Linked DNA regions of Homo sapiens: region 1 is linked to region 2. Evidence: read pairs that join two places in POLR2A ChIA-PET (ENCODE). Cell type or tissue: PC-9. All regions are shown on one strand.

Evidence for each region. ChIA-PET counts read pairs that join two places held together with the same protein. Peaks named below come from ENCODE experiments on the same cell type or tissue, not always from the same donor. Only the 100,000 strongest peaks of a DNase experiment are listed, where the experiment ranks them.
Region 1: POLR2A ChIA-PET joins it to region 2 with 7 read pairs; 4 of 35 experiments call an interaction of 5 or more read pairs at or near these places.

What each region holds. Positions count from the first base shown.
Region 1 is chr3:194,166,281-194,171,280 of GRCh38, reverse strand. No RefSeq gene overlaps it. Among named protein-coding and RNA genes, the nearest start is that of HES1, 33 kb to the right of the region's middle. In PC-9, CTCF peaks have their summits at 2,578 and 2,793; no DNase peak of the experiment used is centred here.
Region 2 is chr3:194,268,499-194,273,498 of GRCh38, reverse strand. No RefSeq gene overlaps it. Among named protein-coding and RNA genes, the nearest start is that of LINC02048, 5.7 kb to the left of the region's middle. RefSeq lists an enhancer at 1,522-2,453. In PC-9, CTCF peaks have their summits at 3,293 and 3,492; DNase peaks (open chromatin) are centred at 2,118, 2,708 and 3,688; H3K4me3 peaks cover 1,382 bases; H3K27ac peaks cover 3,773 bases.

The sequences.
Region 1 (5,000 bases), 100 kb after region 2:
GGAACAGGTGAAAAGGCTCAACCTCTCTTTAATAATCTAGAGAGGGGCTTTTGAACTTTCAGACACAGAAGTCTTTTGGAAAAATGAAGTTTAATGTGGAACTCTATAAATATATATATATATAAGTGATATTTAGCTGGCATAACTTTATTTTGTATGTTCAAATTTATAACATTTATTAACATTTCAACAGGAGGTTGTTTGTTTTGACTAACGACATTTTGAAATTGTAGAAGTGGGAGATAGTTGCTATCTTATCAGCCTCTGCATCTGATAAACATCTGCATTTGTTTTGTTGCTTCCTTTCCAGGTTGCAAATAGAAAGTTATCTGAGGGTAGCATTGCAGTCCAGGGCGCTTCTCAAGTATATGGAGAGAATAAACTTTTTGCTCTGAAGTCAGCCCTAAAATGAGTTATAGATTTCTAGGGTATTGGTTTCTCATGTCTTAATAATGCAATATAATTCAATTAGCATGCATATTATTTCTTGTTTCCTTTTAAAAAACATTTCTAACTGTATTATAAAAATATAGGCTTACTGTCATGTTTGTAGAATTTCTGAATCACTTGTGAGGGGTGTCTTTGGCCAGCGGGCATGAAGAACTGTAGGGGTCTAAGGTAGCCCTGCTGGGGGATATGGGTGAGATATGTCCTCTTCCACACAGAGGCAGTGAAAGGGCCCATGGTGCCCCACAGCGGATCATCTGTAAGCCCCATTTTAAAGCCAGCTTCTCAAGGTTCATGGTGCCCCACGGTGGATGACAAGTAAGCCCCATTTTAAAGCCAGCTTCTCAAGGTTCATGGTGCCCCATGGTGGATGACAAGTAAGCCCCATTTTAAAGCCAGCTTGTCAACATTCACTGGGTCTCTCAGTCGCCTCCCTCTGTGGCTTCTTATTTCCTTGCTGGAATCTTTTTTTTTTTTAAATATGCTTGCCTCCCCTCAGCAGGCTCCAGACCGCACCTGGAAGGTCACTGGAGCCAGCCTGTAAGAGGAAGTATCACCCTTCCCTGAGACCACCATGAAGGTGGGAGTGGTGGGCTTCAGAAGACTCCCAGGAGAAGGGGATCCTAGATACAGAAAGAGGGTTCTCCCAGTGTCCTCCCCAAACCCCCATCCCTCCGCCTTGCCAACCCTGGAGTTTCTGGGCTTTATTTTTAGTAATAAAGCCAGTATTTCCTTAATACTGCAGTCTGCCAAGTTGTACATTAGGCACCGTGGGGGCACAGAGACAAATAGGCTCCGGGCAGCCCCCAGCCTTTCACAGTCAACAGAAATTTGAGCTCCTGGGCCCTTTCAGCCAAGAGAGAAGCTGGGTTCACGGTGCTTCTCAAATGTTATTTTCAAAATGGACTTATCTCAAAGCCGATTGAGTACTAATTTATGTTTTCGATCCCAGTAAGATCTGTTGAAATGCACCCCTTCTTCCAGGCCACCCCCACCTCTGCAGTGTGAGGGAGCACGCGTCAGGGTGTCTGCTGATGACGGATGACCCAGCTTGCTCTTTGTATTGCTTGGCCGGCAGATTTTGTTCCCAGATTGTTTTGGAGTGGCCAGAAGCGGTCAGCATGTGGGATCTCCAAAATCTTGGAGACGTCAGGTCACATACTGGTAACATCATTCAACCGAAGACATTTTTAAAAAAACATAATTCTCTGATATTTGTTAGTTGAGGCTGAAGCCTTTACTTCTCAGGCAGTGAGGAATAGAATTCCAGGGAAAGTAATTTCGCATTGGAGAAAAGTAAAGAATAGAGCAATGTCTTCCCTAAGCCCAGCTACGATTTCTCCTTTCCCAAGGGTCTCTAACGGTGGAGGAGGGCTGGGAGCCCTGTTCTCTGTGTCCTTGTCTTGTAAGTGAGAGACTGGGCTATAGCGAGCAATTATCTATCTCTGAACCCACAGAAAGAGAATGGGTCTATGAGCAATTTTCAATATTTCAAAAAGCTTCATGGCAATCCTTCATTTGCCTGGATATGGGTGGCACAGTCTGATGAAGATGCCTCCTTGCTTTGCTTTTGGCTGTGTGGTAACCCTGGGGACTACCTCATGCAAACAAGAAGGTCTGCCTGGCCAAATAGAACTGTGATTCATTGCCTGGGTTTTGACAGCAGACAGATCTGGGGTCAAGCCTGTGCTCATCTGCTTCCTAGCAGAGTGGCTTTGATGGAACTACTTGATCTCTGTGAACTTCGATGCTTTCACCTGTAAAGTAAGGACAAGAATCTGAACCTCAGGGTGCTGTTGGGGTAGGTCTACGGTGAGCCTTCGATAAAAGGTAGCTGCTGTTGGGACTAGTTGTGATTAATGAAAAATGAGAAATGGAATTATTATTTAATAAAAGTAACCTATTGGTGGGCAAAGATCTTTTAAAACTTGTAGCCCAGAAGGGTTCTAGGCAGTGAAGGTTGGGACCCTCTACACCAGGCGACCCTAAATTTTTCCTTTGCAGTGGGGCTGTGGAGAGGACGTACGTGCATGATTGAAGTTTAACAGGGAAACTTTCATTTCATTTCCTTTTGCTGATTATGCATATCCTGTGGTGTCCTAAAACTCAAGCCTAGGACCATAGTTCAGGCCACATGCCCTGTGGTGACCTCCGTCTAAGCCACCTCTGTGTGCCCTAGATTGAAAACTGTTGATTGAAAAGGTCAGAACAATACCTTCTGTCATGATGGCTGCAGATCACATTCAATCGGGACAGCATTCTAGTGATTCAAAAGACACACACACACTCACACTCACACACACACACACACACACACACACACACACACACACACCCCAAACAGGGACATCAGTGACCTGCGGAGAATGGGGGAGATTTGAGGATTTACCTGGGAATGAAGGTTTCAGTCATGCTACCACCCAGTGGTGGGTGGAAGTAACCTGGTCAGTTAAGCCTGCTCCAGGATTTTGTTTGATATTCAATAATTATCTTACTGCTGCTCTTTGTTCTGGAAGCTCTTTCTTGGCAATGTGTTGAGACACATGTTTTTTCTTCTTTAAAAAAAACACACACAATACAGTGAGACTAAAACTGCTCTAAAAATTGTTTATTAAAACAAAAAAAAAATGTGTGTGTTTGTTCTGCTGACAACAGTGCCATGAAATATAAAACTTGGTGCCCAGGATTTCTTCATGCTAATATATTACATAACTTGAAGGCTTCCCTATGTATTGAACCCCTGTAGAAATTTCCGGCTGAACGTCAACCTCTTCCCCTTCCTCCCAACACACAGCTCTACCTCCCACTCACTTTGCAGTGGACTTTCTTTAGAAGGTCTCTTTTAGATTTTTCTTTTTCATCACACAGAGACGCTGCCATGAATGAAGAGTCTTTCTTCTTACAATTGAAGACTTCAGCTTCAAAAAAATGAGATAAATTCATTTTCTCCTCTCTAAGGTACTTGAAATGTAAGAGTTCATTGAAAGGGGAGGGGGAAACTCATTGTTGAAATTCATTAAGTTTTAGTCTTGACTAAAATGAAAGAAATGGAGATTAACAATTCAAAAATGGAGCTTGTTCATTAAAATTAACTACAGTTACACAGCTTGTCATGCAGTTCACGGGGAATCATTTCTCTCCTGCTTAATTATGATGATGAAAACTCAGCTTTTACTAGGATAAAATGATGTCATCCTTATCAGAAAAAAAAATTGTTTCCCAAGTCTGGCTGCAGCAGTATTTTTCTGGGATGTTTAAAAAAAAAAAGCTTCTAAAGTGATTTGTTAAGTAAAGTTGTTCTCCAGAGCTAGCTCTGTATTGATGTATGTTTGAATACGGGGGGGAAATGTCTCACATAATGAATCCAAGCTTAATAAACCAAATACCAAATGCATTTAAATTTATTACAATTAGGACTTTCGGAGTTGTAAACACCTTAACAGACACACAACTTCAAAATCATTCTGATATTACCGAACTTATATTCAAAATGCCCTGTGCTTTCGTCACATGATTTATTAGATGTGGTGATTGGCATGTTCTAGAATTTCCCCCTCCCCAAAGAAAACACATTTTTTCTTACATGGTTATTGCAGCAGTTATGTATTATAGCTACGAGTGTTATGAAGCACAGCATTACGTTTTAAGAAGCTCCTTCCCTTCCCCATGAGAGAAAGGGACTCTACAGGAAGCAGAGGAGTGGGGCAGCGTGGAGCTACAGGCTCTCATCTCTGGGATGGTTCCAGCTGTAATAAGTGAGCCCAAGACTCTAACGTAACAGGAAAACTCCACTGGCTCCAGTGATTAGGAGGGACCCCGCCCACAAGGACGCTGTTGGCCCCTGTTGCCATCTGCCTTTGGACGTGTTAGGAGGTAAAGAAAGGTCCTTTTTATGTTAAAATCTCACTACCTCTGAAACTGCCCTACAGAAATCCCATCATTCCCCTTCTCTCTCTTTTCTTGGCAACACTAAAAGTCCTTTGTAAACATCCTCCCTGAAAAGCCTCTGTAGATCTGTCCGATAAACTTCCAAAGCGGGGGGCGGGCGAGCGGGCGGGTAGTTTAAGCTCCTGCCTGGGAACAGATTGAATGTAGACAGTTTAAAAGATTATTACATTTGGAGAAGTAGCTGAAATCACCAAGCTTGAAAAGGTGTGAAGGAGCAGCAGAAAGGATACAGTCCTGGTCTGGCTATGCAGGGCTTTTTTTATTTTCTTTCCCTAGACCCCTAAAGCTGTGAGGAATCTTGTTGCTAATCAGAAGGAAGAAACCCAGGCTCTTGGTCCTAAATGCACACAATTATGAAAGCAAAGGCAATGAAACATTAAAAGATGTTCCCAAAGTATGTCAGAGCTAACATACACACCACTCCAACCAAACTGAATTAGCCCAACCAGTCAGAAGTGCTTTTTTTTTTTCTTTTTTTTTTTAAAAAAGAATCTGTTGGCAAATGTGTCTCATTTATCAAATCCTTTCATTTCCCCTTCTCCCCAGCCCTCCTTCACAGGTCAAAGGAAATGCACTGGTCTATTGAAAGATATTGATTTCCTCCC
Region 2 (5,000 bases):
GCCTCGGGTGGCTAGGGTGTGGATTTTGGCCGGTGAACGCCACGCATCAAACTCGTGTGTGGCAGCTGGGGGACCACCCAGCCCTAAGCAGTCGGCCCACCGCATTTCAGGGTGGGTTGTTTTCTTGCTCGGACTTGTTTTTCCTGGCACTGCAAAGGTCACATGCTTACTTCGTGGCAGTAAGTGTGAGGCGCCCCCGTGGGCTCTTAGCGAGGGTAAAGAGATGCTTTTTTTTTTTTTTTTTGCATACGCAGAAAGTTACGTGGGAACAGAACCATGTATAACCCATTAAACTGCCTGTCCTGATGGACGCCCAGGCCGCTCCTACATGTCGATAATGTGTACAAGATGTGTAGCGCTTGGGGCGGCACCAGCAGACGCTCTGGCCAAGCACTTATGTTCTAAATAACCCTCTTAGGCAGCACTTGCTAATTAATACCAGGGATAACCTCACAGCCCGCGGTGAACAGAGAAGCCTGGAATCTCCAGGAAGTGGGAGGATCCTCTGATATCCTTAACTCGTGATCTCCTTTCCAGAATCACCTCCCCACAACCATGTGTGTCCAATCTAGCACGGACACTTCTAGTGACCGGAGGTGTGCCGGCCAAGGATCAGTCCGTCCTCTGTTGGAAAGTTCCTATAGCAGTCAAAATCTGCCCTCCATAGACGTTTGCTCTAGGGCCCTCATCAGACCCTTTGGGGTCAGATAGAGTCCAATCCCTTCTTGTAGGACTGCCCTTGGCTATTGGAAGATAGTTCTCACCATCAGGGTTGAACCACCTGACACGGTTCTCCTGCACCTGGTTTTGACCCCCTTCCCCATTCTATCCAAGCTCCATTTACTTTCCTAGAAACATGGTTCCCTCGGTTTGCTCTGAGTAGCCCACAGGGAGAGCGGGACAGGAGAGTGCCTCGCTTCCTCTGAGCGGTGGGCAGTTCTCTCCATTAAGTAAGAGAATGAGAGGTGAGCTCCAGGCCCCCTACAGCTCCCTACTGGGGCTCTGCTCGGGGTCATCCACTTGTCCTGCCCTCGGGTGGGCAGACACCAACTCTGTCAACCACAACGGGCCTGGCCGGGCTGCTCGTTGGGCCTCCAGGGATGCCTGAGGACAGCTCCAATCTGCGGGCCAGTGACTTACACCCTCCCTGGCCTTCATTTCTCCTCATATGTGAAATTGAATTATGAAACCAGGTCAATAAGATTTTATGAAACCCTAGTAGGGAGAGGCTGGGCGTGGTGGCTCATGCCTGTAATCCCAGCACTTTAGGAGGCCGAGGCGGGCAGATACCTGAGGTTAGGAGTTCGAGACCAGCCTGGCCAACATGTTGAAACCCTGTCTCTACAAAAATACAAAAAATTAGCCGGGCATGGTGGCGGGTGCCTGTAATCCTAGCTACTCGGGAGGCTGAGGCAGGAGAATCATTTGAACTTGGGAGGGGGAGGTTGCAGTGAGCCAAGATCACACCATTGCACTCCAGCCTGGGAGACAAAGTGAGACTCCGTCTCAAAAAAAAGAAAAAAAAAAAAGTAGGGAGAAGTTCTCGTGGGAGTATCATGGCTTCGGTACTCTCACAGCTGCCTGACACCATAAGACTGAGCAACTAGGAAGGGGCACAGCGGAGGTTACTGCCCCACGGCGCAGCTGAAAAAACAGGCTCAGGGGATGAAATGACTCGCCATGGTCCCACGGGTGGATGGCAGCACTGCCCAGGAACTGGAACCCAATGCTGTTTTGAGGCCAAATTAGTGCTTTTCCCATGCCCTTGAGCAGCTCAGCCTCGTTGAGGGGGAAAGGATGAGACATGCTCAGGGTGCACCCACCAAACGATGCCTCTGTGTGTCCTGGGGCACAGGCTGGCACGGCTCAGAGCTCAGCCTGCATGCCCGCTCCCCTTGATGCTGTACTGTTTAGTTTATGAAGCCACAGGCGAGGGAGAGAGAGCAGCGTGATGGCCCCTCCTGCTGCAGCTCTCTGGCCTGGATACCAGGGACGGGGTGTGCCCACCCAGCCTGGGCCTGGAGGGGGCTGAGCCAGGGCGGCGGGTGACTGCTCGGCCATACTCCTCAGTGCCCGGAAGCCTGAGGGCACGAGGACTGGCTGTCTTCCCAGAAAACACAGATCACTGTCTGCCTGTTCTGTCCTTGAGCTCAGGCCCAGCTCTGTCCCATGACAGGATCCAGGAGGCGGGTGGCGGGTGGCAGGCCCTCCCCTCTATCCCAGGGAAGAGAGCAGGCTCCAAGGCCTGGGAGAGCCTCCAAGCCAGGGTCTCCAAGCCAGGCCTCTGGGGCCTGTCCCCAGGACCTGGGGCTCCCTGGGGGCTGCTTGTGGCTGCATTCAGTGCAGGAGGCCAGCCTCTGGAGAGCTCAAAGGAAGGACTTTGTTTTCAGGGAAGAAGGCAGGGCAAGGGTCACCTCCCCCTCCTTAATGAGTGACTGGCTCCAAAATGGCTTCTCTCCAATTGGTCTTTGCCAGGGCAGGGGTGACAGAGTCTGCTCTCAAGGGGGCAGCCTGAAGACCTCTGCGGGTTCTGTTGACAGGGCAGGAGCCGTGCCTCGCCACCCCCACCCAAGCATCTGAGCTGCCCCGGGCCTCTGCACAGCTTGACTCTGATGGAGGTAGCTCCAGGATGAGACTTGCTGAACCCCGGATCCGGCCACAAAGCGCAGAGCGCCTTTTCCTCCTGTAGAGCAGTGGGGTCAGGCCTGCGGTTGGAAGGGAAGGCTGATCCTGAGATGGGTGGAGCTTGAAGAAGCAGGATGATCCGGCAGGAAAGGAGCGAGCCAGTCAACACACCCTGGGGCACTAGGCTCTAGCGACCCAGGGCAATGAAATGAAGCAGTCCTCTTGTCAAGGTGGTGTCAGGCTTGTGTGAGGGGTGGAGGCGGAAAGGGGTGGGCAATGGGTGAGAAGGTGGCCATTTCTTCCTCTATGCCAGTTTTCAAAGTGGTGCCCTGGGCACGGCACGGTGGCTCACACCTGTAATCCCAGCACTTTGGGAGGCCGAGGTGGGTGGATCATCTGATGTCAGGAGCTCGACACCACCCTGGCTAACATAGTGAAACCCCGTCTCACTAAAAATACAAAAAAAAAAAAAAGAGCCGGGCGTGGTGGCGGGCGCCTGTAATCCCAGCTACTCGGGAGTCTGAGGCAGGAGAATCGCTTGAACCCCGGAGGTGGAGCTTGCAGTGAGCCGAGATGGCACCACTGCACTCCAGCCTGGGCCACAAGAGTGAAGCTCCATCTCAACAAAACAAAACAAAAAACAAAAACAAAAACAAAAACAAAGTGGTGCCCCGGAAGAAACCTACAAGAAGTCAAATGAAAGGCCCTGCTTCCAGTCCCAGCCCTGCCATAGCCTCACGGCCAGAGACGGACTCAGTGCTCTTCTCTGTGAAATGGGTGTTAGAACCGTGTCTCCTGAAAAGCCACCAAGTGTCTGGGGGAACTGGATGTGGGAGGGCTTTTTCGGCTGTGGGGGGCTCTATGGTGAGATGGAGGTGTGATCCTCTAGCAGGCCTGGTGGAGGCGCTCGGTCCTGGTGCCGGGAGGAGCTTCCTTCCCCACTAGCAGGAGCAGTCGGCACCGCCAGGGATGGATTCTCCGCGTGGCTGGATGGGAGGGCAAAGCCGGCTCGTGCTCCCCGTCTTCCCGCCCTCCCCCATCCTAGCAAGACCTTCTTCGTCCCCCGGTGCTGGCGGAATTTCAGAGGGCCTGGCTGCCAGGAAGGGTGGGGCTGCCAGACACGGCCGAGCCGCAGGGTGACCCGGCCAGTCCCGGAAACTCTCCAAACCTTGGACCTCAGCCGCACATCCGGCAACGCTGAGGGGTGGTGGCAGGGCCCGCCGGGGGACTGAGGGCGTGTGGGATGCCTCCAAGGTCAGGTCACTGGAGATTTCCAACATGAGAAAGGAAGAGCTGCGTTTTATCCTATGTGAGGATCAGAAGGCTTCTCAGGGTTGACGGAAGTAGTGGGGCGGCCTTCCCAAATGCTTTCCTACTCCCAGGTGCTACCTTAGGACTGAACGTGTATCCTAGACTCATTAATTCAACAAGAAACAGCCCAGACTTGTTGAAGAGTGTTCACTTTGTGCCCGGCACCATGCTAAGCTTGTTACTTACACAAATCTTTCAAGAACTCAATGAGATGAGAACATTATGCCCATTTCATAGATGAGAAAACAGAGAATCTTTCAAGAACTCAATGAGATGAGATTATGATGATGCCCATTTCATAGATGAGAAAACTGAGGCTCGGGGGACAAGAATCACTTGCCCAAGGTCACGTAAACACTAATTGTAGGAGTCTGGATTCACACCCAGGCAGGTTTGGGTGATTCCAAACTTTATGTCCTTAACTTTCCTGGAAGGCAGGACCCATAGTTTACTCAACCCTGCAGAATGCATAGTAGCCAGTGAAGATGTACTGAATGGGGCCTGCTGCATTTTTAGGGGACTGACTCTCTCCCATTATAGACTGATGAAAGGACATGAAATGCATGCCAGAACTTAGCTCAGTGGCTGGCACGTAGCAGAAGCCAAGGTGCAGCTTTCCTCCCTCTTACCTGGTGCATCTGTGCTCCTGAATAACACTGTCAGCCTCTCCTTCGGTCCCTGTTTGGGTAAAGCTGTTAACAGTCCCAGTCAGGGCTGGGTGCGGTGGAAGGCCGAGGTGGGTGGATCACCTGAGGTCAGGAGTTCGAGATCAGCCTGGCCAACATGGCGAAACCCCATCTCTACTAAAAATACAAAAATCAGCTGGTCACGGTGGCACATGCTTGTAATCCCAGCTACTCGGGAGGCTGAGGCAAGAGATCCCTTGAACCTGGGGGTTGGAGGTTGCAGTGAGCCGAGATCACACCACTGCACTCCAGCCTGGGCAACAGAGCAAGACTCCCATCTAAAAAAAAAAAAAAAAAAAAGGAGAGAGAAAAAAGTCTCAGTCAGAACCCATCAGCCTGAGGGAGTGAGAGGCCTTAGGGGTGGGTGGGAGAGGAGAA